Linked DNA regions of Homo sapiens: all the other regions are linked to region 3. A link is an interaction called in ENCODE POLR2A ChIA-PET data of the cell type or tissue named here. Cell type or tissue: MCF 10A. All regions are shown on one strand. Each heading gives the region's core, and the rest is flanking DNA. Links, peaks and the distances in the headings are about the cores only.

Region 1 (7,569 bases), core at 1,318-6,317, 290 kb before region 3:
TGGTGTTGGCGGAAAATGTTGCAGATGGTCTGTATCTTAAAGAACGAGATGACAGAGTTTCATTTGCTCTTCAAGCAAGGTATAACCAAAGTCTGGCTTTTAAATTTACCAAGATATATTATGCCACAGCACAGCCTACTGTAGTTTGGTTTCAGAGAGATTTAAAGCAGACCAAGTGATTATTTAATGTCTGTGAAAAGTCCTCACGGATGTGCTACAAGAAGTTGGCTCTTCCTACCTTCAGCCAGGGCCAGCCTGAGCCTGCTTTTATCTGATGCCTGTCTAACCAACTGGGTGTGTGTGTGTGTGTGTGTGTGTGTGTGTGTGTGTGTGTGTGTTTTAAAGAAAGAATTTCACTGTTTAAAAAAAAATGTTTGACAAACAATGGTTGCATTATGCATAGATGGGATAAGATCACAGTAATGTGGGAATTCTCCCGAAGCACCTGGCTGCACTGTCTCACCATGGGAAAGCATTTCTTTTTTGGCCACCCATTTGGGGTTCCTCCCTGCAGGCAAGGCTCCCCAACAAGCCAGGACTAGATGAATGTGGGTGAGGAGCCCAGACCTCCCTGGGAACTACTCCCAGAAGAAGACACAGGCTCCTCCAGGCAGGCCCAGGGGAGGTGGTGCCAGAGCCATCCAGCTCTCGAAACCAAGACTGCCCCCACCCACCACCAATGCAACCAGTCTCTGTCTTCCACTCCGAATTATACAGGAAATGAGGTCCGTTTCTCATACTGCTGAGATACAAGCAAGATCACATTTGTTGTCCTAACTTGTGCAGAATTCCAACTGACTTAGAACACCTTCCAAAACGTACCTGTTATCAAACAGAGGAAAGAAATTCAAGAGACAAAGGAAAACATTAAGAAGCCCAGCAACCTCACTTAGAACCCTAGGATGAATTAAAAAATTAGGAAGGTCCTGTGTAATTATCTTTATTTTCTTCATTGAAGGGGCATAGGAATACCTTTATTCTGAAACATTAAGAAATTCTGTTCAGCAATTTGGCTCCGAAGGTGATTCCCACAAAGAATGCCAGTCCCAAGCAGATAAATGAAAGAGTTGTCTCTTAGCACAATGGAAAGTCAGAGTTTCCTAAATGATTTAATAATGTGTGCCACTGTAAAAACAATCACAAACTGAGCTATAAGATGAGGGTGGGGCACGCCTGTAATCCCCGCACTTTGGGAGGCCAAGGCAAAAGGATTGCTTGAGCTCAGGAGTTCAAGACTAGCCTGGGCAACACAGCATAAAACCCCGCTGTTAAAAAAAAATAAAATGATGGAGGCATGGGAAACTGGGTGAGGGTATACACAAACTTTGTACTATTTTGTAACTTTTCTGCAAATCTAAAACTATTCTAGAATTAAAATGTATTAAAAAACAGAGACAGGGAGGACAAACACAATTGTGAATGAACGCACCGAAGTGTACATACACATTTTTAAAAGTGAATTTATGAGATCAAATTCATTTGACCACAAAATATAAAACTTGCCAACTTCTTTTTACCCAAGAACTAGACTGATTAGTTATACCACAGTTAGAAACGAATTACATCCAGGATAAAGGAGGTAAGGCAACCAAACATTGGCTTAAAACATTGGTGGGTTTGCTCTGTTTTTTAATTCCCTCCCCCTAGTTTTAGAAGACATTCCTATTTCTCTAGAGATCAGTTGACATCCTATAAAGAGAAGACACCTTGCCTGCCTTCCCTTGCCTACCCATATTTGAACTTAAAAAAAAAAAAAAACAACAGGTAACTTTATATGCTGCTAATAATACCAAATAAATTCTTCGTGCTTTTCTAAAGGATTTCCATTTCCATATGTTCTTTTTTTTTTTTTTTTTCCGAGATGGAGTCTTGCTCTGTCACCCAGGCTGGAGTGCAGTGGCATGATCTCGGCTCACTGCAACCTCCACTTCCTGGGTTCAAGTGATTCTCCTGCCTCAGCCTCTGGAGTAGCTGGGACTACAGGCATGCACCACCACGCCCAGCTATTTTTTTTTTTTTGTATTTTTAATAGAGATGGGGTTTCACCATGTTGGTCAGGCTGGTCTCAAACTCCTGACCTCAAATGATCTGCCCACCTCGGCCTCCCAAAGTGTTAGGATTACAGGCGTGAGCCACCGCGCCCTGTCTCATATGTTCCTGATATCCACTAAAAAACTTACATGTTTTGCACAGCATCTTAGTAAATAAATTAACAACTGTATAGGAATGGGGAATGCACAGAAATCTAATCCTTTGAAGGGTTGAAAAAATAAAAAGCTTAAGTGTTGGAACAATGAAATAAAGAATCTTTGATATCATTATTTGTCTATTGGGAAGTGTGATCTGATTAACGAAATTTCATCATATACACAACTTTTCAAGACCGCGTCTGATCCTTAAAACAAGGTCTACTTCTATCTTTCATCTGTAAGAATCCAACTTCAGTCTTAGGTGTGGCCAAGAATTCCCTTTGGAAACAGACCGAGGCGAGAAAAGGAACTAGGTATATACCTTGTGAATGGCTCGGTCCATCAAAACAAGATAGAGGGAGACTCAGGCCAACTAAGGTATAGGGAATCCACCTTGCCAGGTCAGTTTGCTTGTCTTAGCCCAATGAAGAATCCACACAGAACTCGCTGTACTTAATCAGGGAGGAAGTTCAGCGGAAATGATTTCGACCCATCGGGTCAGTCTGATGTCAGACATACACCAGCTGTATGTGTAGCACTGGATTCTTCAGCACGAGAGCCAGGAGAGCTTGCTTCAGGAAACATGCCTGTTTTTTTTTTTTGAGAAGGAGTCTCACTCTGTCGCCCAGGCTGGAGTGCAGTGGCACAATCTCAGCTCATTGCAACCTCCACATCCTGGGTTCAAGTGATTCTTCTGCCTCAGCCTCCCAAGTAGCTGGGATTACAGGCACACTGCCACCACGCAAAGCTAATTTTTGTATTTTTAGTAGAGACAGGGTTTCACCAAATTTTGGCCAGCCTGGTCTCAAACTCCTGACCTCAAGGGATCCACCCGCCTTGGCCTCCCAAAGTGCTGGGATTACAGATGGGAGGCACCACTCCCAGCCAGGAAACATGCATTTTTTTAAAAGCTGTAATTCAAACCTTTCTAAGTCAGATTATATATATATATGTTATTGACTACACAATTTTAGATTTTTTTTTAATCTCAGAAATTTCTATCTCCATCTGTTGGGCTAAATGGTATGTAAGATTTCTTCACCTCATTCATTCTGTAACTCAATTTTAGGAAATGACCAAACTCATTCTTCCTTACTGAAAATAATACAAATGTCTATGTTAAGTTCATGGTAAATAAATTTATTCATGCTAATTGAATTAAATTTAATTCATATAGTGCAGTTTGGGAAAATGCAAAATTCTATAATGGATAAAGAAATAATTTTAAAATGATGTACTTACAAGCGTATACACATTTTTTTAAATCCCTACCCTCAAAGAAATTTTTAATACTGCTACATATGGGTGTTAGGGGTTGAAAGATTTTCAAATCATGTTAGGAATTAAATTAACAAGCCATGAAGTTCGATTTTTAAATCCCATTTCAGTGGCACAGAAGATGGCAGATGTCATGTGCTTTTTTAAAAAAAAAAAAAGAAAAAGAAAACAACTCATTTGGGTCAAATTTATCAAAAGAATATTGACTTCCAAACCAAAATTAATAGGTGCCCTTGAAAAAAATAACTCATCCTTAAAAGTTTTTAACTCTTCTGAGAGATAAATGAGTCATATTACAAAGAACCTACCTGCACATACTTTTTTTTTAAGTTCATCCTAAAACTTGTTTAAACAAGTAAGGATTCCAAATATTTGCATAGAGAGCCCTTCATCGGTGGTTAAAAAGAAAACAAGTTCTGGATTCTAATCCAAAGACGGACCACATGAATATGTGAACAATATTACCAAGATTTCAAGGTTTTATTTTACTACCTTTAAAAAAACATTTTTCTTTAAAAATAGGACTCCAAAACTAGCTGTCCTAAGGCATTAGCTTTACATGTGTTGCCAAAAATATTATTTTTAAAAATACAAGACAAGGTTGGGTGCCGTGGCTCATGCCTGTAATCCCAGCACTTTGGGAGGCAGAGGCCGCCGGATTGCTTGAACCCAGGAGTTTAAGATCAGCCTGGGCAACATGGCGAAACCCCATCTCTACAGAAAAAAAAACAAAAACAAAACAGCTGGGCATGAAGGCACACGCCTGTAAGTCCCAGCTACTCGGGAGGCTGAGATGGGAGGCTGAGATGAGATGGTTGAACCTGGGAGGCAGAGGCTGCAGTGAGCCGAGATTGCACCACTGCACTCCAACCTGGGCGAAAGAACAAGACCTTGTCTTAAAAAAATAAAAATATTCAGAAAGATAAAGGAAAAAAAGTTCATACTTTCAAAAAGATAAAGAAAAAACACAAAAAAACAAGACAAATATTTCAAAGAGGGACATTATAGGCAAAAACAAAGTTTTTAAATGAAGAGTTACTCTCTTTGTTTTATAAAAATACTTTTATAATAACTATGTTGCTCATTAGACACTTGGACCATGCCCCCTAACTTTGCCTTTCTTTTTGTTTATATATTTTCTCTCTAACTGGACTCCTTTCCTTCCTTCCTCTTTCCATCTCTCCCTTCCTCTCTCTCCTCTTCTTTTGTTCATTCAGTCAACACAGGCTCTTGTACATATGCCAGAAAGACTCATATGTCTCTCTGTTTTCAGGTTCACAGAATAATTACCTAGGAAAAACTCAGGAAATGTGTGTTAGGAATTATGATAGTTATATAATGCTTTAATATTGACCGTGAGGCCTATTTGCTTAGCTCTTTATAATTTTCAAAGCATTTTTCACATATACTATTTTGTTTGAGTTTCTTGAAAGGATCTTTCATAAAAAGAAAAATATATTTTTAATACTTCATTTAAGGATGATACTTTACCTCTAAGATTCACTAGCCGGGTACGGTGGCTCACGCCTGTAATCCCAACACTTCAGGAGGCTGAGGCGGGAGGATCACCTGAGGTCGGGAGTTCCAGACCAGCCTGACCAACATGGAGAAACCCCGTCTCTACTAAAAATACAAAATTAGCCTGGCGTGGTGGCGCATGCCTGTAATCCCAGCTACTCAGGAGGCTGAAGCAGGAGAATCGCTTGAACCTGGGAGGTGGAGGTTGCAGTGAGCCGAGATCGCGCCATTGCCCTCCAGCCTGGGCAACAAGAGCAAAACTCCGTCTCAAAAAAAAAAAAAATTCATTAAACACTCTCTATATACATCAGCTGAAATGCTGTGTTAGCCATCCTTCAAAAGTTCAGAACTTCAAAAGTTACAGCCTTCTGCAAGGAGTTTTCCATATCACACCTCTGCATCCTCTCCTCTCTTGCATTAGTTTAAACACACCTGGCTACCTGCTCCTGGAGAGCAAAGTCCCATGTCTTAGTCATCTTGGACTCCTACAAACACTTAACCTAACAACATAAATAAGGTTCGGCACACAGAAGGTACTTAATGAATGTTTGTTTGGCTTAGTAAAGTGGAAGAAAAACAAAGGCAAACAAAAGACCCATCTGAGGGTATTATGGCTCATCTCATTACCCTGATTTCAAAAGCTCAACCAGAGAGCACAGCTCTCCCCTCCCCATTCCCACTCCAGCAGTGAGCAAACATGGTGGATTTTTTGTCTCTATAGATTTTAGAAAGACAGCCTCCTTTGATCCTGCATTTTGTCTTCGCCCAGCAGCTACAGAAACAGTACTCTAATAAAAGTTCTGCTTCTTTTCCAGGCGGTTTTCTCGATTTTCACACTGTGTGTTTGGCAGATTGTGTTTGTGGGATAGTGGAAAACTGATCACATATCATTAACTTCAGAAGGACTTTGAAGTAGGGCACAGTTGGAGTCCACGCCCAGCTCAGCCACTTCCAGTTATACAGCCTGTGACCTTGAGCAACTTAAAGTGACATCCACTGGCAGTGCCTGGAGCTTCTGCCTCTGTGACAGGTAGAACACCCCCCTCCTGGGGCTGAGGTGAGGCTCAGAGGGGCACTGCAGAGGCGGAGACCTCACTTAGTGATAGCTCTTACTTGCGGAGGCTGCTGCTGTTGTTATGGTTCTGAAATTTCTTTCTTTCTTTTTTTTTTTCACGGAGTCTCGCTCTGTTGCCCAGGCTGGAGTGCAGTGGCATGATCTCAGCTCGCTGCAACCTCTGCCTCCCGGGTTCAAGCGATTCTTCTGCCTCAGCCTCCTGAGCAGTTGCGACTACAGGAGCCCGCCACCACGCCCAGCTAATTTTTGTATTTTTAGTAGAGACGGGGTTTCACCATATTGGCTAGGCTGGGCTGGAACTCCTGACCTTGTGATCCGCCCACCTCGGCCTCCCAAAGTGCTGGATTACAGGCGTGAGCCACCGCGCCCGGCAGAAATTTCGTTTTTGTGTTTTGTCTTTGCCCCAGTCCATAACTTTAAGGATGTCCTGCAGCAAAATGGAGGCGGGGTGATAAGAAAAAAAAGAGAAAGAGGAAAAGGAAGAAATGGATTGGGTATTAAGTGTGAGGCATTTCAGGAGTTCCTCAGGTTCCCTACAAGACTCAAAAATAACTGAGACAATTCACAGAGAGTGATACACTTTAGCAGCATGAAAGAAACTTATTGAGGGTAAGAAAATTCAAAGGCCAGGTGCACTGGCTCTTGCCTGTAATTCTAGCACTTTGGAAGGCCAAGGTGGGAGGATCACTTGAGCCCAGGAGTTCAAGACCAGCCTGGGCAAGATAGCGAGACCTTGTCTCTACAAAAAAAAAAAAAAAATTTTAATTAGTTGTGTATGGTGGCGCACGCCTGTGGTCCCAAGCTACTCGAGAGGCTGAGGTGGGAGAGTCACTTAAGCCTGAGTGGTCAAGACTGCAGTGAGCTATGATCATGCCACTGCACTCCAGCCTGAGCCACAGAGCAACACCCCATCTCAAAACAAACAAACAAACAAACAAAATGTAATTCCAAGCAGAACCTTTGATCTGTTTGCTGCAGCTTCTCACTAAACTGTCTTCATTTTCATGAAATGTAGATTTCACATTCATGAGCCCTTCCAGCCCAAGGTGTCGGTGGTGAGCCATAAATTATTGGACTGCACTAGTATTTTACAAGATGTCACCTCAAATGAGCAGCTCATGTCTGAGTCTTAGGATCTGTGGGGCCGTGACTTCAAAATCAGAACCACATCTGAACGTTTTCAAGCGGCAGGGCCACTGGGACCAGCCCAGCGGGAGGGAGATGGAGAAAATCAAGGGGTGAGGCACTGCTCCCAGCTGCAGCAACAAGGCCTCCAGACTGAAACCACTCCTTCTAGAACCTCCTGGTCTGGAAAGACTGGTTAGCTGAGAGTCAAGACACACTCTCCAAGTCTCACACCCAAGCCCTCCTTTGCTCCACCCTAAGAAGTCAGCACTGAGGCATCAGGGGCATCAGCAGTTTTTCCCTTTCCAAGACACTTCCATTACCTGAACAATGAAATTATGCCCATATTTAGAGAAAAAAATGACTGTTGAAAGCTGTATTGTC
Region 2 (7,569 bases), core at 988-5,987, 540 kb after region 3:
CTCAGCCTCCCGTGTAGCTGGGACCATAGGTGCATTGCCACACCCAGCTAATTTTCAAAAAATTATTTGTAGTGAAGTCTCATTTTGTTGCCCAAACTGGTCTCCAACTCCCGGGCTCAAGCAATCCTCCCACCCTGGCCTCTCAAAGTACTGAGATTACAAGCGTGAGCCACCACACCCGGCCAGCTTTGCCACTTTTATAGGCTCACAGGCAAGTTACTTCTCCAAGCCTGTTTCCTCCCTGGTAAAATGAAAATGTGAGCATTAGATTGTTTGGATGCAGGGCTTATTCTATTGGAAGAAGTCAGTATTAAGGCTTGAGCAGATGGGAATGACATGTAGAGCTGGTTTTGGTGAGTTCTGTGCCGCATTTGGACCATGGGCAGGTGCGGGAAGGGGATATAGGATCCAAGTAGAAAAGCTTTGCAAAGAAAGACAATGGTTCAGAGAGGACAGACCTGGGACTCCTTGTGGAGAAACTGGTTCAGATCACAACCTGAGTCTTAAGAGCAGCCTCTGGGCAGGAGTCAGAAAGCTGGAGAAACATAGGAGAAACCCAAGAGGCCAACTCTGCATGGGGAATATAGCAGAGAAGAGAATAGGACAGGACCTGCAGGGAGAAGTTTTGGCAGAGTGGAAAAGGGGAGCTGAGGGGGCCCCAAACTGGGAATCAGTCCAAAGACACCAGTCTGCCAGGCTGAGAGGGGAACTTGGAGCAACAGCTTGTTAAGCACTTGATTAATGAATAAGCTGCTGGCTGGTTCAGGTAAGGGTGCACCTGTGATTTACCTAATCCCTACAAAGCTCACACAGTGAGATCTCCACGCACTCAAGTTGTTTTGTACTCGAAGTGCTTGACTGAGCCTGGACTGTGCTGAGCAGCCTTGTGGGAGGGACTCCTAGGAGAAAGTTTCTTAAAAACAAAAATAGACTCTTGGGGTGGTGGTTCTTGCCCATTAACCAAAGTGGCAATAAAAAGTTGCTTTTAAACTTGGGAGCTCCAGAAGCTATTATGGGACAAAATATGAGCAGAAGTTAGTAGTGTAGTATATCACTCTAGAATTTAGATTCTTTCATCCTTATGACCTTTCTTGTATAGGTATTTTTTTGTTCCTATAAACTAAGACTTTTAATTAAACCACAACACTCATAGAGAAAACTGGCAAAATTCTAAATATTTGGTTGATAAAAGTTCAAAAACTCAAAAGGCTTACATAACCAGCACTCCCATTAAACTATAGAACACGACCAGCTCCCGGGTACACACCTTGACCACTTCTCCAGGACCAGCCCTCATCCTTTCCATAGCTTAGTTTGCCTGTATTTCCTCCCTTTGGTTAAAAGAAACTAATTGTGGTAAAATACAACATAAAATTTACTATCTTAACCATTTTTAAATATACAGTTCAGTGACATTTCAACATATTCATTGTTGTGCCACCATCAACACCATCTGCCTCCAGAATTCTTTATTTTGCAAAACTGAAACTCCATATACCTTAAACAACTCCCCATTTCCCCTGCTCCCAGCCTTTGGCAACCATTCTTCTACCTTCTGTCTCTATGGACAGTACTCCTCTATGTACTTCATGCAAGTGGAATCATAAAGCATTCATCCTTGTGTGTCTGGCTTGTTTCACTGAGCTTGATGTTCACAAGGTTCATCCATGCTGCAGCGTATATCAGAATCTCCTTCTTTTTTAAGGCTGAATGTATTTCATTGTGTGGATACAACACATTTTGTTTACTCATCTATCTGTTGTTGATGGACGCTTGAGTTGCCTCCATCCTTCAGCTATTGTACATAATGCCGTTTTGCACACGGATGTATAAAGATGTCTTTGAGGCCCTGCTTTAAATTCTTTTGGGAATGTACCCGGAAGTGGAATTGCTGGATTATATGACGATTCCATTTTTAATTGTTTGAAGAACTGCTATACTGGTTACTCACAGCTGGTCTTGTTGGTTTTTAACTTTATATTCATGGAATCATTGAGTGTGTACTCTTGTGTCTGGATTTTTGGTTCAACTTCGTGTCTGTGAAACTCAAACTTTGTCATTTGCAACAAGCATCCTAGTGTTCTAAGGAGTTATAATTACTTGATTTTTGTTTGTGTGTGTGCTTTATATTCCCATGTCTTATTAAGCCATGCTTTTTTTATAGGTAGATCCTTCCAGTTCTGTCATTAGCCGTGCAGCATGTGGTAAGCTTATTGAGTAGAGTAGAACATTTCTTTTTTAAAGTTCAACAGAAACCTTTGCTAAACGCATTTTCTAGACGTTACATCAGGTCCTGTGATTCTCGTCTCCTGTGGGGACATCAAGCCTCAGCTCTGTTTCTGGTGCTCTAATAAACTCCACATTCCATGTGACAATTCCTGCAGAGTCCTCCAATTGGGCCTACTAGTATGGCCAGGATGCTTTTTAATTTTAGGGCTCCTTTTATAATTTTATGATAGAGTACTTCGATCAGCCCTTTAGTTATCCTGGCTGAGAAGCACTCCATCTGTTAAGATCACCCTACATTTCACACCACCTCTAAACTGGCTTTTCCAATGAACTCCTCCATCCAAAACCATGCAGTGGAAATCAGTGCAGTTGGAATTACCTCTCTGCAGAACCTCTGAAGCTCCTGTGGGTTTCTCTGAATACTTTTTTTTTTTTTTTTTAACATTTTTGTAGATGTTGTGAAAAACATTTCTTGTAAATCAATATCTAGTTTAGTAATGTGTCAATATCACCTCTTTAACAAGGTCTTGTTGAAATGTTCCAGCAAGGTCCAGCTATGTTCCAGGGGGTCAGAGAAGTGTGCCCCTAACATGGTTGTGGGGAACAGAGCATTTCCTCTGAGGAAGGAGCTTCTAGGACTAGAAATGAAGGGCCTTGGGAATCTCCCTAAGCCATCAGCTTACAGTGGAGCGGAGCGGACAGAATTCTTTCTATGCTCTTTGGTGATTTCAGGATGGAGCATGGAATAGGAGCTGCTCATGATATGTTTAGGTGGAGTCAGGGGTCCTGGGTTTCAGTCCCTCCTCTGACTCTTAACAGAACGTAATCTTGAGCAGGTCATTTGACCTTGCAGAGCCCTGGTGTCTCCATTGGTGAAAAAAGCATCATTTACAGAGATCTTAAGTTGTCTCGTCTGTTGTGGTCTTTCATGCCTCCATTCCCAGAAAGCTGCCCAGCCTTCGAGCTCCTCATCTTGCTTAGGAGGTTTGTGATGTAGGACTTAAGCAGATTTTCCCTCATGGATTTTATTTTGAAAGCTTAAAGTCATACAGGAGATCACGCTAGCTCGTGCCTAAGGATGGGGGGGTGAGAGGACAAGGCCATTGAGGGCTGGTGCTTTTGGTTTGGTTTGGTTTGGTTTTCAAGGAGAGCTAGCTGCCCAGCAGAGACAAGACAGGTTGCTTTCCGTGGCTAGGGGAGAGTCGGGTTGGGAATTCAGGGGGGTCGCTAGGAACTCGAGTCCTGGATTGTCAGTCACAGCTCCCAGAGGTGGCCAAGCCTCGGAAAGGGGTGGTGCATCCTGTGAGCAGCACACAGATCTCTTTAAGGTACCAGGTGGGCCAAGACAATGATCTAGTAAGGATGACCAGGGAGGAAAACCAGAGAAGCCACCATGCATGTTCTCCTTTGCTCACAGTCATGGACCTTTGCCTTTGGAACAACTTTAGGAGCTGGGATGAGACAGGACAGTGGAGAAAGGGCTGAGGTTGAATTTCTGACCACTCTAGTGGCATCTGGGCTTAGAATTCATTTAATTCAATCAATATGAAGAAATGGGCCAGGCACAGGGGGCCAGTGGCCCACTGGCAATAATCCCAGCACTTTGGGAGGCCAAGGCGGGCAGATCGGGTGAGTTTAGGAGTTCGAGACCAGCCTGGCCAACGTGGTGAAACCCCGTCTCTATTAAAAATACAAAAATTAGCCAGGCATGGTGGCGGGTGCCTGTAATCCCAGCTACTGGGGAGGCTGAGGGAGGAGAATCGCTTGAACCTGGGAGGTGGAGGTTGCAGTGAGCTGAGATCATGCCATTGCACTGCAGCCAGGGCAACAAGAGCAAAACTTTCTCAAAGAAAAAAAAAGAAATGAATATTTCTTGTGATTGAGTTTCTGGAGCAAAATTTCTACTGGCCACATATAAAATGGAGACATCTTAGTTCACAGCTGCATGACAGTTGCAGGAATGAAGAAAGGGTGATGTGTGTGGAAAGATAGTAAATCATGAAGCACTCCACCAGTTCCCATGAGAAGCTGGCTCTCCTGGCTAGAGAAGTACAGGTCCCAGGCTCTCTTACTTATGGGTAGCTAGGAGTGGAAAGTTTCCACAGTGAGACTGGCTTCCCCGGGCCTCTGCATGGGGTTTTCCAGGGCCTATTGCATCCCTGGGCTTGCCAGAACAGGATGTTGACAGTTGGGGCTGCTTCCTCTGTGGGATGGAGTAGGGTGTAGCCTCTAAACGCTGATGCTGCAGGTTTTGCTTAGTTTACTATGGAAGAGAGAGTTTCAAACACTTGGGAAATGTTCTGATGGGATTCTGTGTCCACACTCTGTTACGCCTCAGCTATCTGCAGATAGTGCTGGAAAATGATTTCTTATTCCTGCAGTAGTAACTCACAGAATTGGGACTTACCTGAGTTGGGAGGACCTTAGCCTGAGTCTAGTCCCACGCTGGCCAGTAGAAATCTAATGTGGCCACAATGGGACCACATGTGTTATTTCAGTTGTTTTAAGTAGCCACATTATCAAAAGCTTAAAAAAAAAAAAAAAGAAATAAATTAATACATTTTAATCTACTTGATGTATGAAAAAATAGTATTATAACAAATGATATAAAACGAAATGTAATATATTAATATTCATGGTTACTTTACATTCTTTTGTTCTTTAATGTTTGAAATCCAGTGTACATTTATACTTAAAGCACATCTCAATTTGGACTAGTCACATGCTTAATGACTACATGTGGCTTCTGGATTACACAGCGTAGGTCTATACCAGGAGTCTCAACTGGGGGCTGGGTGCCCCATTTGGGGGACATGTAGCAATGTCTGTAGGCATTTTTGATTCTCATAACTGTAGGAGAGTAGAGGCCACAGATGTTGCTAAACATCCTACAATGCACAGGACAATCCCTGCAACAAAGAATCTTCTGTCCGAAGATATCAGTAGTTCTGAGTTTGAGAAATCCTGATCCTAGACCAAGCTGTGCCCCTACCCCTTGCCCTTTTGTATTTCCCCACAGTGATGGGAATGAGGCACAAGAGCCCAGGGTAGCAGGTCTGGTGTTGGCACTCAGGTGTCCTGAGTGGGGCCCCGGGGCACCTCTGCTCACCCACGTCTCCTCCAGGCTTGTGACTGTAGCAGGGGTTCTCAATCCTTCCTCTAGCACAGCTCAGCAGAGGGACATAAGTGACAGGACCCAAGCCACAAGCAAGAAACCACACCCCCCACAAAGTTCTTTAGCACAGAAGTTCCTTTTGTGTTACATGAAAATTTAGGGAAAATTCACCCACTTGTCGGAACCTGAAGACTGGCCCAAGAGACAAAGGAAACGCTGAACCCAGCAAGAATTCCAGAGCTGATACTCGGCCAGCTCTGAAGGAGGGCCTTCGAAGCATGGGGTTCAGAGGGGGAGCATCTTCTGATGAGACTGGGTTTCTTAACGCGACAACAAGAGGACCAGGAACAGTTTTCTTAATTTTAATTTTAATATTGTTTGAGAGGGAGTCTCACTCTATCTCCCAGGCTGGAGTGCAGTGGCGTGATCTCGGCTCACTGCAGCTTCCACCTCCTGGATTCAAGTGATTCTGCTGCCTCAGCCTCCCAAGTAGCTGGGATTACAGATGCCTGCTGCCACCATGCCCAGCTAATTTTTGTATTTAAGTAGAGATGGGGTTTCATCATGTTGGTCAGGCTGGTCTCAAACTCCTGACCTCAAGTGATCTGCCCTCCTTGGCCTCCCAAAGTGCTGGGATTACAGGCGTGAGCCACTGTACCCGGCAGGAACAGTTTTCTGAATGTCCATTTGAATGTTTATTCTCATCAGTCAATGAAAAGTACGTTGCAGTGACTAGAAGTCACAGCTTAGAATACAGTGACCAACTGTGTTTTCTTGGTCTCCCTAGGAGCCCTTTTCCTCTACGGTAGGTATGTAGATATGGAACTTGAAATTTTTGAAGAAACTTGCAGAATGAGTGAATGAATTTTACATAACAGATATAAACTAGTCTGTCTTCGTTTCAGTGTTAAATCACAAAGTTCTTTTTTAAAGTTATATATATATATATATATATATTTTTTTTTTTTTTTTTTGAGACGGAGTCTCGCTCTGTCGCCCAGGCTGGAGTGCAGTGGCGGGATCTCGGCTCACTGCAAGCTCCGCCTCCCGGGTTCACGCCATTCTCCTGCCTCAGCCTCCCAAGTAGCTGGGACTACAGGCGCCCGCCACTACGCCCGGCTAATTTTTTGTATTTTTAGTAGAGACGGGGTTTCACCGTTTTAGCCGGGATGGTCTCGATCTCCTGACCTCGTGATCCGCCCGCCTCGGCCTCCCAAAGTGCTGGGATTACAGGTGTGAGCCACCGTGCCCGGCCTAAAGTTATATTTTTAAAATTTTATTGATATGTAACAGTTGTACATATTTTGGAGGTATACATGGTATTTTGATGCCTCTATACAATATGCAATGGTCAATCAGGATAATTGGGATATCCATCATCTCAAACATTTCTTTCCTTTCTGTTGGGAACATTGCAATTCTTCTCTTCTAGCCACCTTGAAATATACAATAAATTGTATAAATCACCTCGTTATTTCACTGTTGCTCTTCCCCGACCCTTGGCCTGCCTCCTTTCTGTTCTCACCTCCAGCCCCCTTCTGCATTCCTGCATTTGTTTGTGAATGGCTTGACTCCAGGATGGAAGTGTACTGATAGCTCCCTGGAAGCCTTCCACCCCAGCCATGGGGCCTGGTCCTGGGGGGGTCCCTATAATAAATTTATTTTGTGTCTTGCGCCCCAGGGGAACTTTAGACCTCACTTCTGGAATCTGTGAGCTTTGGGATCTCCTGGAGCCTGTCCATTCACCACAGAGAGAGGGGTCCTTTGCACATTTCTGAAGGGATCAGGAAGCCTTCAGCCCATCCCAAACAGACTCCATACCCGTGGCATAAAGTGGTTATGCTTGCTGGTTGGCAAAGCATAGGCCACCGCATATTCACTCCGTTTGTGTTTTATCTGGGCCTGTTGCTCATTGTTGCCCACCTCATGCGTTTCACTGCTCATTCACTCCATAGAGGTTGAGTAAGCAGAATTCAAACTAGCTGCATTCATTTTGTCATCCGCTTGTGTTAAGGAGACAGAGTTGCAGCTGTTGGAGAATGAGGTTCAGGAGCAGCCCTGTGGCTCTAATGCGTGGCTCCTACCCTAGCCCTGTCTGTGTCATCATGGGCCGACTGCTGGAATCTTGGCCTGTAAAGATGAACAGATGTCAAAGGCCAAGTGACGCCTGGGAATTCCCAGTCCTCTGACCCATGGGTGCAGCCTGGCCTGCCTGCCTCCATGGT
Region 3 (7,569 bases), core at 1,154-6,153:
TATCAATAAAAAATAAAACCTGAGCTCCGGTCCCAGAATCCTCCGGCCTTCCCGGCATGTGGTGTGATGATGGTGTATACCAGGATCTTGTTCAACAACTCTGGGACACAAAGGGGACCCATGACTTTCACAGGCAAGCATTCCTGTGGTGGGCAGCAGGGTGGAGGAATATTGCGAGTTTACGGCCCACTCCCCCGGCTCAGGTGGGCAGCAATACCAAGACAGGCCAACAAGGGCATCGCCTCGTGGGGCCCCGCGCCCTGAAGTGCCCTTTTTGCCCAGATCCAGGACACCCCACGGCCTCTTAGAAAAGGAAACGTTTGGGCCAGGCAAGGTGGCTCACGCCTGTAATCCCAGCACTTTGGAAGGCCGAGGCTGGTGGATCACCTGAGGTCAGGAGTTCGAGACCAGCCTAGCTAACATGACGAAACTCCATCTCTACTAAAAATAACCAAAATTAGCCAGGCGTAGTGGCAGGCGCCTGTAATCCCAGCAACTTGGGAGGCTGAGGCAGGAGAATCACTTGAACCCAGGAGGCAGAGGTTGCAGTAAGCTGAGATTGTACCATTGCACTCCAGCCTGGGCAACAAGAACGACACTCCATCTCAAAAAAAAAAAAAAAAAAAAAAAAAAAGAAAGAAAAAGAAAAAAGAAAGGAAGAAAAAAAGAAAAGGAAACATTTGGCTGAGCGCGGTGGCTCACGCCTGTATTCCCAGGACTTTGGGAGGCTGAGGCAGGTGGATCACCTGAGGTCAGGAGTTGAGACCAGCCTGACCAACATGGAGAAACCCCATCTCTACTAAAAAGCTGGGCGTGGTGGTGCATGCCTGTAATCCCAGCTACTCGGGAGACTGAGGCAGGAGATCCCTTGAACCCGGGAGGCGGAGGTTGTGGTGAGCCGAGATGGCGCCACTGCACTCCAGCCTGGGCAACAAGAGTGAAACTCAGTCTCAAAAAAAAAAAAAAAAGGGAAGAAAAGAAAAGGAAACGTTTGTGCCTGCAGATGACAATTGTGCATATTATGTGGAAATATTTAGACAGGTCAATTTAGGGACACTATGAATCCTTCCCTCTATAATCAGATGTAAAATTAAGGCTATTCTTTTCCCAGCACTATAAAATGACTACGGTTGACATTGTTTGAGCCACCTCTTTTGAGAGTGTTGCATTGTCCCCACATGTCCCTGGGTATAGAAGACTGAGGGTCTATCTCAGTGTAGCCCTTAGGTTCTGAGGGAGGCTTGGGGGCTATCGCTTTAGGGGCTCGACTCATCTGCAGCTCTGTAGGCACTGTGTGTTCTGGGCAGTGGGCATTTTAAACCCATATGGGAGATGAAGATGACTGAGGCCCAGGGCTGCTGGATCGCACACAGAGAGTGAGGTGAGGGCTTGGACTGGGGCCGTTTGGCTCCAAATCCCATAAGCTGACCACACTATCGCACTCCCAGGGTACCCTTAGATCAGCCAGTCCCAGCCCTCCTTGCACATTAGAAAGCTCTCGGGAGCCAGGCCGGGCCCGTTGGCTCACGCCTGTAATCCCGGCACTTTGGAAGGCTGAGGCGGGTGGATCACTTGAGCTCAAGAGTTCAAGACCAGCCTGGCCAACATGGTGAAACCCCATCTCTACTAAAATTACAAAAAATTAGCTGGGTGTGGCGGCGGGTGCTTGTAATCTCAGCTACTCGGAAGGCTGAGGCAGGAGAATCGCTTGAACCCAGGAGGCGGAGGTTGCAGTGAGCTGAGATCATGCCATTGCACTCCAGCCCGGGCAACAGAACAAAAACTCCATTTCAAAAAAAAAGAGACATAGACTGAATAGCTAAAAGGTATTTGGTGCTGGGATAAGTTTTGGATGGTACACAAAAAAGAATAATTGCCTCCATCCTATCCTTCGGGATCTGAAAATCTAGCTGTGGAGACAGCTCAGCTTATTTTTAAAAAGGCAAATGTGCTCCAATGTATCGTAGGAACCAAGCGAGTGAACACCAGAGAGCTGGGGTAGTCACAGGGGGCCTCAAGGAGGTGGTGAGACTGAAGCAGCAGAACAGGATTTGGAAGAAGGATTTAGGATTTGGAGGGCTTTTTAGGGGAGGGCCAAAGAGAGGACAGGTGTGCCCAGGCATGCCCCGGGGGTGTGAGGGCAGCTGGATCCCAGGGTGTCTGAGAGTGGTCACCTGAGGGCATGCTCATTGGTGGGTGTGGCCATCACAGGACATGGCTACAAGGGGCGTGACTATCAAAAGCAGAGCCATTCAAGGTCGTGCCCATCTGTCGGCGAGGTCACCAGGGCCGTCTGTGGGCGTGGTCACCACAGGGCGTGGCTGCAAAGGGTGACAGATGGTGGTCATGGTCGGATGAGTTGGGAGGCAGAGGGTGGGCTTGGGCCTGTTTGGGAAGCAGAGCTTGGATGTCATTCTCCAAGCCTCAGAGGCCATTGGAGGTGTTGGGCAGGGAGGGTGCATGGACAAAGAGGTGCTTGAGGAACAGTGATCAGATATGTGCCAGCTTCAGCTGTCCTAGCGTCCCCATCCCTAGGTAGGCACTGGGAAGAAGAAAGGCGTCTGGAAGTCCCATCCAAATCCCCCCGCCGCCCCCACCTCGCCTCTCTGGCTTCACTGTGAAGCGGGTCAACTTTTTCCAAGGGCAGGAGAATGTGGTTCCCTGTTGCTTGAGGGGCTCTGCAGGCCGAAGGTAAGAAGTGCTTCTGCCCCTGCGGAAACCGGGTCAAGCTGGCCCGGCACCCTCATCCCTTTTCTACCTGAAGCAGAACTGCGGGTGGAGCCCGCACCGCAAACGCACGGCCTGTCTCTGGTGAAAAGAGCTGTCTTTGGGACCTTCCTCGCTGGGCTGTTCCAGCACTCAAGTCTCAGCGCTGCCATGTGACGCCCACGCCCCCTTCCCCTGTCGCGGGATCGACCCCTCTGGAGCTGCCGAGCGGCTGTCTCACCGCCATCTTCCCTTCTCTGGAAACATCCAAATCCCCACCCACTGCCCCAGGCCAGGCCAATCAGATGCGCTGGCCTGGAAATTCCACAGGCAGCAGGGAGAGCCCCAGAGTCCCCGGGCTGCGCTGCTGCAGAGGGCAGGGCCCGGACTCCGCGCTGCCGTCCTGTGTGTGGTTTTGCTTTGTTCCTTGTTTTTACCTTCTGTCAGCGCATCACCGGAGGCCTTTGGGTCGCCCCTCCTCCCTGGCCACTCCTCTCCCCCGGACCCAGCCCTCAGTCCCTCCCTGCCTCGCCCAGCCTGGCGCACTCAAGCACTTGCCCTGGTCGCTGTTCCTGGACACGCATGGACGCTAAAAGCCAGGCTTTCTCGCGCAGTCCGCATTTTATTTGCAAAGCGAAGCGGGTGCTGCATTGCGGTCATTCAGCCCTGCTGTCCCTTGGTCTCGGCAAGGGCTGCTCTGCCCTTCCACTGCTCTGGGTCCCAAACCAGCTCTGCCCACACCCTGCCCTTTGCCCATCGTCTCAGCCCAATGGCCTGTCTTCACCCTCACCTTCAGGGAACTGGGCTCCCTCTTTTTAGGCAACACTGTTCTCGCCCACTTCCTTTTCAAGCGTCTCACCCTCTGTCCTCTGACGCTTCTTCCCCAGCGTGTCTGTCTCTTTCCTAGGTCCCTAGGTCCTAGGTCTACCCCGGCCACCTTTCCTGATCTCATTCACTCCTACGGCTCCTCCCACAATAACCCCAACCTGGCTGTAGCTCTTACCCGACCCCTGGGCTCCAGACATCTCCACCTGGATGTCTGCAGTGGACCCACAAGTCTTTCTTCTCCTCCTGGAGGCAGCCCCCACATTCTCTTCTTGGGATCCTCCCCTTTTCTGTGCAGGAGGGGTGGGGATATTTGACTTGCCCACTGCTTCAAGAATGACGTGTGACCCAGAGGTGGGCACATGCCTCAGACCAGCCTGAAGTTCTGGTCTCTTGTTAGGATGAGCTGCTGTAGTCCCCAAGCTGGCTGCGCATAAGCTGAGCGACACTGCTGCCTGGCAGGTGCTCTCCCTGAGGAAGAAAGCAGAACCAGGAGATGGGACATGGTGGGCTCGAACATGAGCTTTGGTGGACGTGCATCTAACTAAAGTCACTTTCTGGACTTTTTGTCAATGTGGGCTAACCCATTCTCATTTTTGTAGAGGCTGATCTGAGTTATTTATTTATTTATTTATAGTAGAGATGGGGGTCTTACTTTGTTGCCCAGGGTAGTCTCGAACTCCTGGACTCAAGTCCTGCCTCTGTCTCTGCCTCCCAAAGTGTTGGGATTATAGGCATAAGTCAATGCACCCAGCCTCTGAGTTGAATTTTTGTCACTTGAAGACCTCTGATAGACACCTCCAACAAGAAGGAACCCATGATCTCTGTGTTCCATCAAACTGACTTCTCCACCTGGCTTCCCCGGCATCCTTCATGGCACCACCTCCCCCAATTTCCGGTGACAATGTTGAAAGCTTGAGTGCGCCCCCATTGCAATCTTCGTTAATCAAGTACTGCCAAATGCGATCTCTCCAGTGCTCCTCTCCTCCCCAGCCCACTTCAAACCCTCATTACCTTTTCTCTCTCTCCCCAACTCCTTTTTTTTTTTTTCTTTGAAAGGGCCTTGCTACATTGTCCAGGTTGGTCTCGAACTCCTGAGGTCAAGTGATCCTCCTGCCTCAGCCTCCCAAGTAGCTGGGATTACAGGTGCACACCACCACATCTGGCCCTCGTTACCTTCTGCCTAGACTGTTTGATGATTTCTCTGCTGGCTCCCCGTCTCACACTGTTGCTAGGACGTTTCTAGACCACAGTTCCGGTGCATTCACGGATGCCCTCAAGAACCTTCAACGGCTCCCACCTCCAGCAGGAAATGAACTCAAGTGTTCAGAGCTCTCCTGACTCCCTGACTCGCTCATGCGTCTATTCACGGTCTGCTGTGCGGCGTGTCAGCCAGTGGCCTGCCTCCCCTTCCAGCCGTAGCCCACACCACTCTGATGTGATGGGACACCCCGTGGCCAGCTTCCCTGTGCCCTGAGCTTCTTCCTGGCCCCGGGCCGGCGACGCTCCTCCACCCTGCTGCAACCTGCAGAAATCCTTCCAGGGGCCTCGTTCTATAAATTCTGTCTACATGTCCCCAAGCAGCAGTGCCCCCCACCTCCAAATGCCCTTGATGCTCTGGGCTTGCCACTCCATTTAACAGTGTCCTTCTCGGCTGTTTTCTCCGAAGCGGCTGGAGGGCAGAGTCTGTGTCTCATTTGCCTGAGATTTCCTCCCCTGCTGAGCTCAGGGCCTGCAAATATTTGCTGGGTAGACATGGATGGACAGCCTGACCAGGACGCCTCCTGCTCCCAGCACTGCCCCTCCCCGTCTGGGGTCCTCCTTCCGAGTCATCTGGATACGCCAGCAAGCCTAGATTCTCATCTGCCTGCCGGACTCCCCGGACTTTTTCAGAGATCATTGCAAAGCTCACCGCCATAAAGCCAATCTGCAAACACTTTTCTTGCTTCTTTTTTTAACCTCAATTAAACACACTAAAATACATAAATGAGTAAATAAATAAATAACAGGACAACTTGGTGTGGTGTAATTCAGGTTTGGTAAACAATGATGGTGTTCTCTTCTTACTCGCACCCCCTCCTCTGCCACCTCTCTCACGCTCTCCTGCTCTCTCCTGCCACCCTCCAGGTGCCCTCTCTGACCCCACCTCCCCTCCTGCCCTCACTCACAGTCAGGAAGGCTTCCCATTTCCTCCCGACTTCCCCAGTGGGACCCAAGTCCTTGGGAGTCAGGACAGAAGGTGACTTGGGTGGAGGCAGTGAGCTAGGAAAGAAAGGCAGCAGGTATGATCTGGGCCATTCGGAGGGCAGGGCAGGGGCAAGGAGGCTTGGCTGGCTGGGTGGTGCTCTGGGGCCCATCCACCCTGAACTGGGAGGAAGGGTGTTGCCCCCATCCAGTGAGCATGGGTGGCAGGGGCACTGAGCTGCAGAGGCCACCACCCCAGAGCCGCCAGAGCCACTCTTGACCAAGCACTGAGGACCAGCCTTGGCACAGGCCCTGGGTGGAGAAGTCCCAAGGACACCAAACCCACCGTTAGTGCTGGCTTGACTGAGCCTCCCTAGTGCTGATACCAGATAACAAGTGCAACTGTGTCCAGATCCGAGGGCAGCCGTGGGCGTGAGATTCATGGGAGGGCAGGGCCGCCAAAAACAGGAGTGGCTGGTTCAAAACACTGAACGGGGTCAGGGGCCATTGGTTAGGCCTTGGTATGGAAACAGAATTCTAGGTGGGGACAGACGGGGGCCCCACAGACAGGAGCGTGGAGCAGTGCCATGGGGTCAGCAGGGAGACCCGACAGGACCAAGGAGCTGAGGGAGGTGGGCAGGGTCAGCAGCAGGGCCGGCTTCCTGCAGTGGGACCCCTGCGAGGGCCTGTGCTTGGAGTTCAATGCTCCCAGGGCCCCATCTTGAAACTCTTTACGATACTATCTTTGAACTGAGATTCGTCAGTGAACTCTGATGGGACAATGGAGTGTGCACTGGCTGCCGGGAGCCCTGGCTCCTATGTGGTCCTGCCTCCCTCTCTCTCCTGCCTCCCTGGGACGGGCTCTTGGCCACTCAACCCCCTGCCCTTGCCTAGTGATTGCGGCCCCCTTGGCTCCTGGTGGAGGCCTGGGTGTGGAGGCAGAGAGGGTCGGGTGGATGTGAGATCTCAGGCACCTGTGGACACCTGCATGTAAGTATCCCAATGTCTAAGGTAATGTGGCCTTGGAGAGCCCATTGGCCGGGCACAGTGGCTCACGCTGTAATCCCAACACTTGGAAGGCCGCGGTGGGAGGATTGCTTGAGCCCAGGAATTTGAGACCAGCCTGGGCAACATGGCGAAACCCCATCCTACAAAACATACAAAAAAATTAGCCGGGTGTGGTGGTGTGCACCTTGGTCCTAGCTACTCGAGAAGCTGAGGCAGGAGGATCACTTGAGCCTGAGAGATTGAGGCTGCAGTGAGCTCAGATTGCGTCGCTACACTCCACCCTGGGCGACAGAGTGAGACCGTGTCTCTTAAAAAACAAAAAACAAAACAAAACAAAAACAAACACAAGATGGGCACAGTGGCTCATGTCTGTAATCTCAGCACTTTGGGAGACCAAGAGGGCAGATCACTTGAGGCAGCCAGAAGTTCGAGACCAGCCTGGGCAACATGGTAAAACCTTGTCTCTACTAAAAATACAAAAAAAATTAGCCAATTGTGGTGGCATATGCCTACAGTCCCAGCTACTCAGGAGGCTGAAGCACGAGAACTGCTTGAACCCAGGAGGTGGAGTTTGCAGTGAGCTGAGATTGTGCCATTGCACTCCAGCCCAGGCGACAGAGTGGGGCCCCACATTTTCATTTATCCATATGGATCCCAGCATTATGAGCCAGCCCTGACAAGTGCGTATCAGGAGACCAGGGACCCAAAGCTTCAGGGAGGTAAGCCAGGTGGAGGCAACTGCTCCTAGACTCAGTGCCAAGGTCGAGCCCAGCCACAGGTTCTTAGAAGTTCCCTTTTGGGGGGTAGGTGGTAAAGTTGGGTGGGAGCACCTGTGCCAATGTATGT
Region 4 (7,569 bases), core at 1,357-6,356, 570 kb after region 3:
TCACTCTTGGTGTGGTGTACATTCCATGGGCTTGAACAACTGTATAATGACATTATCCACCACTGCAGGATCATACAGAGTAGTCTCACTGCCCTAAAACTACTCTGTGCTCCACCTGTTTGTCCCTTCTTTCACTCTAAACTCCTGGCAACAACTGACCTTTTTACTGCCTCGATAGCTTTGCCTTCTTCGGAATGTCATGTAGTTGAAATCATACATCATGAAGCCTTTTCAGATTGGCTTCATATAGGTTTCCTTCCTTCCTTCCTCCCACCACCTTCCTTTCTTTCTGTATTCCTAACTCTTGGATGTATTTTCCCCAGCATCATGACTTGATGGGACTTTTGCTAAGATAGGCAATCATAGAAAGTCATAAATCTCTTGTCAGCCTTATTGGCTCACCTCCGAGATGGTTCCAACACTCTTTAAGGCCCACTTTTCCAATCCACAGATTCCCCAGCAGAAGTCCAAGCTGCTGAGCCTCACATCATCTTTTGCACTAGTAATCTTTACCACTACTTCACTGTAGCATTTGAAAATTTTCATATGAAGCCATAGTTCTGTGTCTTTTTTTTTTTTTTTTTTTTTTTGGAGACGGAGTCTTAACCTGTTGCCCAGGCTGGAGTGCAGTGGCACAGTCTTAGCTCACTGCAAGCTCCGCCTCACGGGTTCAAGTGATTCTTGCCTCAGCCTCCCAAGTAGCTGGGATTACAGGCGCGCCACCATGCCCAGCTAAATTTGTTGGCATTTTTAGTAGAGATGGGGTTTCACCATGTTGGCCAGGCTGGTCTCAAACTCCTTACCTCAGGTGATCTGCCTGCCTCAGCCTCCCAAAGTGCTGGGATTAAAGGTGTGAGCCACCGCACCTGGCCTGAAGCCATAGTTCTTAACCTCAGTTGTGCAATAGAATTATCTGGGGAATTTAAAAATTAGAAAAAACCCATGCCCTGAAGATTGTGATCTAACTGGTCTTGCGTAGCGCCTGGGCATTGGTATTTTTTAAATGTTTCCCAACTGATACTAATGTGGCCATTCTGCAAGCCACAGTTGAAAGGCTTATTCAAGCATCCTGTTGCTGAATGCATGTCGTCCTTACCACATGACTCTGGAGGTTTTCTTGTATTCTGATGTGGCTGCCCTGTTGAGGCCTGCCCCTTAGAGTGGAGATTATCCCCTGCAGTAGGCTGCCTGGAATATGATCCCCAGTGATCCCTGCTTCCTGGTATTCAGGCCCTGGTGTGATCCCTTTCCCTTGAAGCCTGGGCTGGATTAGTGACTTGCTTCTAACCAACAGCATATGGCAAAAATAAATGTTTATTGTTTTAAACCTCTGTTTTAGGGTCATTTATTACACAGCAAAGATAACGAATATACTTTCTGAAAGAAGGGGAGGCTCTTTAGACAGGAACATGTTCCTGTGGGAGCCACACCTTATGTTGATTTTGAAGAATGGAGGGTCTAATAATGTGTCCCCAGGGGAAGTGATAGGGGGGCCCAGACTGCTTGGGGCTGGAAAGGCAGGTGACAAATAAGCAGACTCTTGGCTGGCTAGACTGGTGCTTCTGCTATGCGCACATACGTAGGAGAGCCTGGGCAGTCCTGCTAAACTGTGGATTCTGGTTCAGCAGATCTGGGTTAGTGTCCAGGAATTCTACAAACTCCCAGGGGGTGCTGATGCTGCTGGTCTGGGGACCATATTTTAGGGGACAAGGAACTGTTCTAATTGAATTCATGTTCCTCTCTGCTTGCTTCCTTTTTTAAATACAGCAGTCTTCTTTCCACCAATGACCCCTCGCGCTGCTTCCAGAAGCCAAGAAAGTGGGCTTTGTCCTTGGGGATTTAGGAGGCGGAGCGGCGCCCCCTTGAGGCCACATGGTGGAGGCAGCGATGAGACCTGGAGTCTAAAATTCAGACTGAATCACAGGAAGAAGCTATTTACACAAGTCAAACATGGTCCAATCTTGGCAATTTCATAAGGTTCCAATCCTTAAGGGATCAAAACCTGGCCAACTGCTTCCACCGAGAGGTGTGCCTTTCAATGCCAGGCTTGGAGTGTCCCTCTTTATTTAAAAAGGAGAGGATTCCACAGCAGAGCTTCTCAAACTCTTCCACCCAAATCCCCTCACCACAGAGGGACAGGAGTCCTGGGCATGTAGCCTAAAGCAGCCAGGAGAAAAAAACCTTGACCTTAATTTTTTTAATGATTTCACATGAATCAGTGGAATGTGTTTATGATAAAATCATCTCCTCCTGAAATACATGTGTAAAACTGCTGCCCCAGTTAAACGCACTTAGTCTAACCAAGCCCTAGGATTGGCCTCTCCAGCATGAGAAGCATTTCCAGCACTCCAGCTCCCCAGCTCCCACTCTGGGATCCCACCTCAGACCCTCCCACTTCCTTGCACTCTGGCCTCTCGCTCTTGACCCTGCTCCCGCCACGCTCTTTCCTCAGAGTCCATCAGTCCTGTCTTGTCTTCACCTTGGTCTCTGCCAAGTGTGGGTCCAAGTCATATATTTGGGCTGTGATCACAGGAACCCCAAGCCCCAGACCTCCCAAAGCACCCTATGGAGAGACCTTACCCTCCTGGACAGACCCTCTCCCCCCAGCTAGACCTCATCCTCTGGGTAGACCCATCTCCCCAACCAGAACTCACCCTCCTGAGTAAACCCCATCCCCCTAGCTAGACTTCATCCTCCTGGACAGATCCCATCCCCCCAGCTAGACCTCACCCTCTTGGGTAGATGCATCTCCCCAACCAGAACTCTCCTGGGTAGACCCCTTCTACCCAGCTAGACCTGATCCTCTGGACAGACCCCATCATCCCAGCTAGACTTCTCCCTCCTGGACTGTCCCCATCCCCCCTCCAGCCAGACCTCACCCCTCTGGGTAGACCCCATCCCCCCAACTAGACCTCACCCTCCTGGATGGACTCTACCCTCCTGGAGATACCTTCCCCTCCTGGGTACATCCCACGTGGCTACACACTCCTTCCCCTGTCAGCTTTCTCCCCCAGGGTTCTGGGCAGCAGAGTCTGTGATAAAGGATACTAAGTGATTCCCCAATACTTCCCGTTTCCAGCCTCCAGTGGGCTCTCCCTGGGGCTAACGGTTCTTTTTGCTATTTCTCCAGGCTTTGCCTGATGACAAGTATACTCTGAGAGTGTCCTAATGATACAGATTTTGGACCCTATCCCAGTTCTACTGAATCCAAGTCTCTGGGGGAGGAGTTGGGGCTCTGCATCTGGACACCTTCCTGCAGGGTCCCTCCTGGGAGGCAAGCCCGGGGAGCACCGCTGAGGCTCGCCTCAGTGCCCATCCTAGACCTTCAGCAGCTAGCAGAGGATGTCCCCACCATCCCTCAGCCCACACTCCCACTGTCGCCCCAGCCAGGCTTGGCACTGCCTCCTTTCTCAGAAGATTAAGACCATCTGCTGTTTCCCAAGTTTCCCACCCTCCACCCTAAAAATTTCTCCGTTTCCCAGTCTTTCCTCGTCTCTCAGAAAATAAACATCTTCCCAGGCTGCCTCCCCAGTGGGTCTGCACTCCTTGCTGTCTTCCCAGCACCTGCCCTTCCAGCCCGCCCTCTGTGTGTCCAGTGTTTCCCTCACCAAAGGACTCGCTTTGTTTTTCAAATTGGAGGTTTTGTCTTCTCCCTAAAAACCAAAACATCTCCCTGAGAAGTAACTCCCTCAAGCTACTGATACGGAAGGGGGGCGGGGAAGTGCTGGGAAGGGAAGGGTGTGGTCCCTGGCTAGGGCTCCACCCCCGGGCCTGTGCCCACAGACCTAGGTGAGGACAGGCATTTCTGTTTTCGTGCTTAAATGTTGGATTTCCCAAGACTACCCTGGCCTACCACACCCTCATTCTGTGCCTGTAAAAAAACCTGAGAGCTTAGCAGGCACGCACACAAGCCTCTGGACGTCAAGAGGAACACACCGGTGTAAGAGCAGACTGATAGTGGCCCACGGCAGGCTGGCAGGCCATCGACAGGCAGAACCACTCAGTGCAGCTGGAGGACAGCCTGGCCACGGAGCGGTCCGACTTCAGAGGGGAAAACCACCTCCCCACTCCGTCTCCCTTCTGGCTCCCCCATCTGAGAGCTACTTCCACTCAATAAAACCTTGCACTCATTCTCCAAGCCCATGTGTGATCTGATTCTTTTGGTGCACGGAGGCAAGAAACCTCAGGATACAGAAAGCCTCTGTCCTTGGAATAAGGCAGGAGGTCTAACAGCTGACTAGGGATGGCTCAACTGAAACAGCATCCTGTAACACAGGCCCATTGGGACCTCAGGAGCTGTAAACATTCACCCTTAGACATTGCTGTGGGGTTGGAGCCCCACCACCTGCCCATCTGCATGCTCCCCCTACAGGTTTGAGCAGCGGGGCACAGAAGAAGCCAGCCACACCTCCATCGCAAGCCCTGCCACGGGGATAAGGGAACTTTTCCCGTTTTGCCACCAGCTCAAGCCCCGCCTTCCTGTCACTCCACACTCTTCATCTCTGTGTATGGGTGTGGTCTTCCTCAGTTCCTTCTCTGGCCTCACACAGTGCCCTGAATAATGCTTTGCAAGGCCTTTGCCAGGAGCCTAGGTGAAAGGCAGAAGAGGTGCCCCTGCAGCATCGCAAGGTAGAGATCGTGGTTACAAGATGGGGACTAGACTCCCAGTTTGCCCTTGGACTGGGCAGCCCCTTGGATTTTGTTTTCCCTGACGTTGCTGTTCTGATCCAAGGCCTTGTGGCCTCGCTACAGACACCCAAGGCCAGGCCTATCTTTGCATGAATAACTAAAGAAAGCCTAGAGGATGAGTAAAATGACCACACTGTATGGCTTTGGAGGACTGGAAGTTACTGAGGACTATGAGTGGGTTTTTTGCATAGACTGCAGTAAAGGTCCTCAGAAAAGACCCTCAAGAGCTATGGGGGGGTCTGGTCAAATGCCACTTCTAGACTGGACTCCAAAACTGGTGCTGATTATTTTCACTCCTACCCCACCCACCAGCCTGATAGGCGATTCCTGAAGTAGCAGTGGGGCGCTCAGTGGTGCTCACCAGGCCCAGAGCTCAGTCCTTCCCCCATTCTGCCTGATGGGGCTTGTGTAACCAAGGATGACAGATGGGACAATCCCTGTTGGTAAAGACTGAGTTGATTCTGACCAGGACCAGAGATAAAACCCAGCACCTTTATCTTTCCCCTTTGTACCTTCTTCAGAAAGACCTTCTTCTGCAGCAGTTCTGGAACTGTGATCTGTGAGGTGTGGTTGCAAGAATTCTTTATTTTTTTATTTTATTTTTTTCAGACAAAGTCTCACTCTGTCGCCCAGGCTGGAGTGCAATGGTGCGATCTCGGCCCACTGCAACCTCCGCCTCCCAGGTTCAAATGATTCTCCTGCCTCAGCCTCCTGAGTAGCTGGGATTACAAGCATGTGCCTCCACGTCCAGCTAATTTTTGTATTTTTAGCAGAGACGGGGTTTCATCATGTTGGTCAGGCTAGTCTCAAACTCTTGACCTCATGATACACCTGCCTTGGCCTCCTGAAGTGCTGGGATTACAGGCGTAAGCCACCACGCCTGGCCTGGCAAGAATTCTTTTATAAAGAATTCTAGGTCTATTAAACCCAGATTCTTCAACTAGAACAGGCACACAGGAAAAAGGTTCACTAAAAACCCTGTTCTCTTGCCTCATTTTGGTGATTTCCAGCTAGGCTGTTGGGATAGGCATATGTAAGTGTCACTTCCATCTTTTCATAGGTATCTCACAGAATCTCTGACCAATGGAGAGCTAATCAAAGACAAGTTTAATAGGTGAAGAAAATACTTGGATTGGGAGGATGGCTGAAAAGTCCCATTGAACAAGGCCCTCAAATGGAGTTCCTGTGGAGTGGTCACCTTTTTGATGACTTCAACTGGGAACATCAGTACGGAACCATCGCTGGGTGTTCATTCCATCACCCCTTCCTATGTCCCTGCTCAGGACACCCTGCGTCTGTCTATATGCATTGCTACCAGTTTAGACAGTGAGTTACATTTAGTCCATTTGTGCATTGTTCTTTATTGTATCCATGGTATCTAGCACAATTCTTGTTCTTATTAGAGCTTGGTAAATGTCATTGATTAATCCAGGGCAGATTATCTCTCTCATTTTCGTGAATCCTCTGCATAAACAATTTGATTAAAAATTTATGACAAAATTCATGAGGCATGGTGATGTATACACTGATCAATTGATTTAGAGTGATAGGTAGACAAGATGCATTTACATATTTATCTATTGTCCTTTCAGTGTGAAGTTTCTTCTTAGTGGCAAAAGTTCTGGCTACTTGTATATCTCTCATGGAACGTCATTATTACTGGCAGTGCCGTGGCTCTTCTTCACTTTTTTGTATTGAAGCAACACAGATCATACCTCTGTAGTTCCCTGATACCATGTGTTTAATGGTAGTTACATCATCACTCAAGAGGCTGCCTTGTCCAGCGTATATCTTCCATACTGGCTTCCACTGACCCTCTGAAAGCTGTTACTGTGCTTCCATTGGCAATGATCACAATTGCAAATCTTATCCAGAGCATGCAGAAAAATGTGAACAGTAATTCATCTTCTGGTCATGAAATGCACTGTTCTGAAATTTATGATGTAAAGGTAGAAGAACACATCTTCCAACCACATTTTCTCTTCACTCTTTAGACTGGCATCCTGTGTTTTCAGAGGGTTAACTCCATGCCTGCCTAACACAGAAAGTTAAATCTTTCTGTGTTAACTCCACGCCTGCCTTCTACACTCCATCACCAAAGGAAAGGACAGGCCAGAGGCCCTGGGTGGAACAGCTAGAGGGATCTCATTCAGCAAGGAATGTTCATCCCTCCTCTGGCATAGCCTAAGCCCTGAGAGAGCACAACGTCATCACATCCACTGGAATCAAGAGCATACCTGGTTGGAAACTTGGAGTGATGTCTCACAAGCCCTGGGTACTACCTGACACATGGCACAGAGCCTACAGAGGGGGTGACAGTGCCATTGATGGAGCACAGGGTAATGGATGCTTGCCATTCCCTCTACCTCACTGTTTCTGGGTGCTGCAGGCCACAGCTGCCACTAAGTAGGAATACAGAGGAGGGAGAGCTGCTGTGAGGGCCACTGATGCTGCTGAAGGTGAGGGTCTGGGATAGATCAACTTTAGCCCAGGACACTGTACTCATCCAGTGCCTGATGTGAGTGAGTAACCCCAGATCAGTGTGTCAGCACTCCAATATGGCCATAAATATGAGCTGAGGCAGGAGCGCTGGTATAGCCGCGGTGGGTGACATGGGGGTCTGGGCTACCAGCTTATGTGGATTACTCATGCGTATCCTCCAGTCCTGCCTAGGTTTGATCTTAGATATACAATTTCCACCCTATGATGCATCTTGTCCCACTGCTGACACCTACAACCTCATGAGGTCCGTGAGATAACACGGCTCCAGTGGCAGGTGTGCTTGCACTCCAGTTCGGACCTGTTGCAGAGCTCTTTCCTAGTTTAGGCTCCACTCAAAGTTAGCACCCTTTTGTGTCATCCAGTATAGGGGCTGAAGCA

The links. ChIA-PET counts read pairs that join two places held together with the same protein. Peaks named below come from ENCODE experiments on the same cell type or tissue, not always from the same donor. Only the 100,000 strongest peaks of a DNase experiment are listed, where the experiment ranks them.
Region 1: POLR2A ChIA-PET joins it to region 3 with 6 read pairs; 2 of 35 experiments call an interaction of 5 or more read pairs at or near these places.
Region 2: POLR2A ChIA-PET joins it to region 3 with 7 read pairs; 4 of 35 experiments call an interaction of 5 or more read pairs at or near these places.
Region 4: POLR2A ChIA-PET joins it to region 3 with 6 read pairs; 6 of 35 experiments call an interaction of 5 or more read pairs at or near these places.

Annotation. Positions count from the first base shown.
Region 1 is chr6:7,546,852-7,554,420 of GRCh38, reverse strand. All of the region lies in intron 1 of DSP (desmoplakin), which reads right to left. Among named protein-coding and RNA genes, the nearest start is that of DSP-AS1, 7.6 kb to the right of the region's middle. In MCF 10A, for the core only: no CTCF peak of the experiment used is centred there; a DNase peak (open chromatin) is centred at 3,860.
Region 2 is chr6:6,714,996-6,722,564 of GRCh38, reverse strand. All of the region lies in intron 2 of LOC101928004 (a long non-coding RNA gene), which reads left to right. It overlaps LOC101928047 (a long non-coding RNA gene), which reads right to left. Exons shown (of 6, transcript XR_001743949.2): 4 at 4,637-4,755. Among named protein-coding and RNA genes, the nearest start is that of LY86-AS1, 96 kb to the right of the region's middle. In MCF 10A, for the core only: no CTCF peak of the experiment used is centred there; no DNase peak of the experiment used is centred there.
Region 3 is chr6:7,256,878-7,264,446 of GRCh38, reverse strand. No RefSeq gene overlaps it. Among named protein-coding and RNA genes, the nearest start is that of SSR1, 53 kb to the left of the region's middle. RefSeq lists silencers at 1,913-2,088, 3,212-3,341 and enhancers at 1,786-2,577, 2,682-2,821, 2,892-3,011, 2,578-3,369, 5,566-6,065. In MCF 10A, for the core only: no CTCF peak of the experiment used is centred there; a DNase peak (open chromatin) is centred at 3,076.
Region 4 is chr6:6,691,361-6,698,929 of GRCh38, reverse strand. It overlaps LOC101928004 (a long non-coding RNA gene), which reads left to right. Exons shown (of 5, transcript NR_187687.1): 5 at 1,768-4,138. Among named protein-coding and RNA genes, the nearest start is that of LY86-AS1, 72 kb to the right of the region's middle. RefSeq lists an enhancer at 3,758-4,707. In MCF 10A, for the core only: a CTCF peak has its summit at 1,851 (motif pointing left); DNase peaks (open chromatin) are centred at 1,869 and 3,799.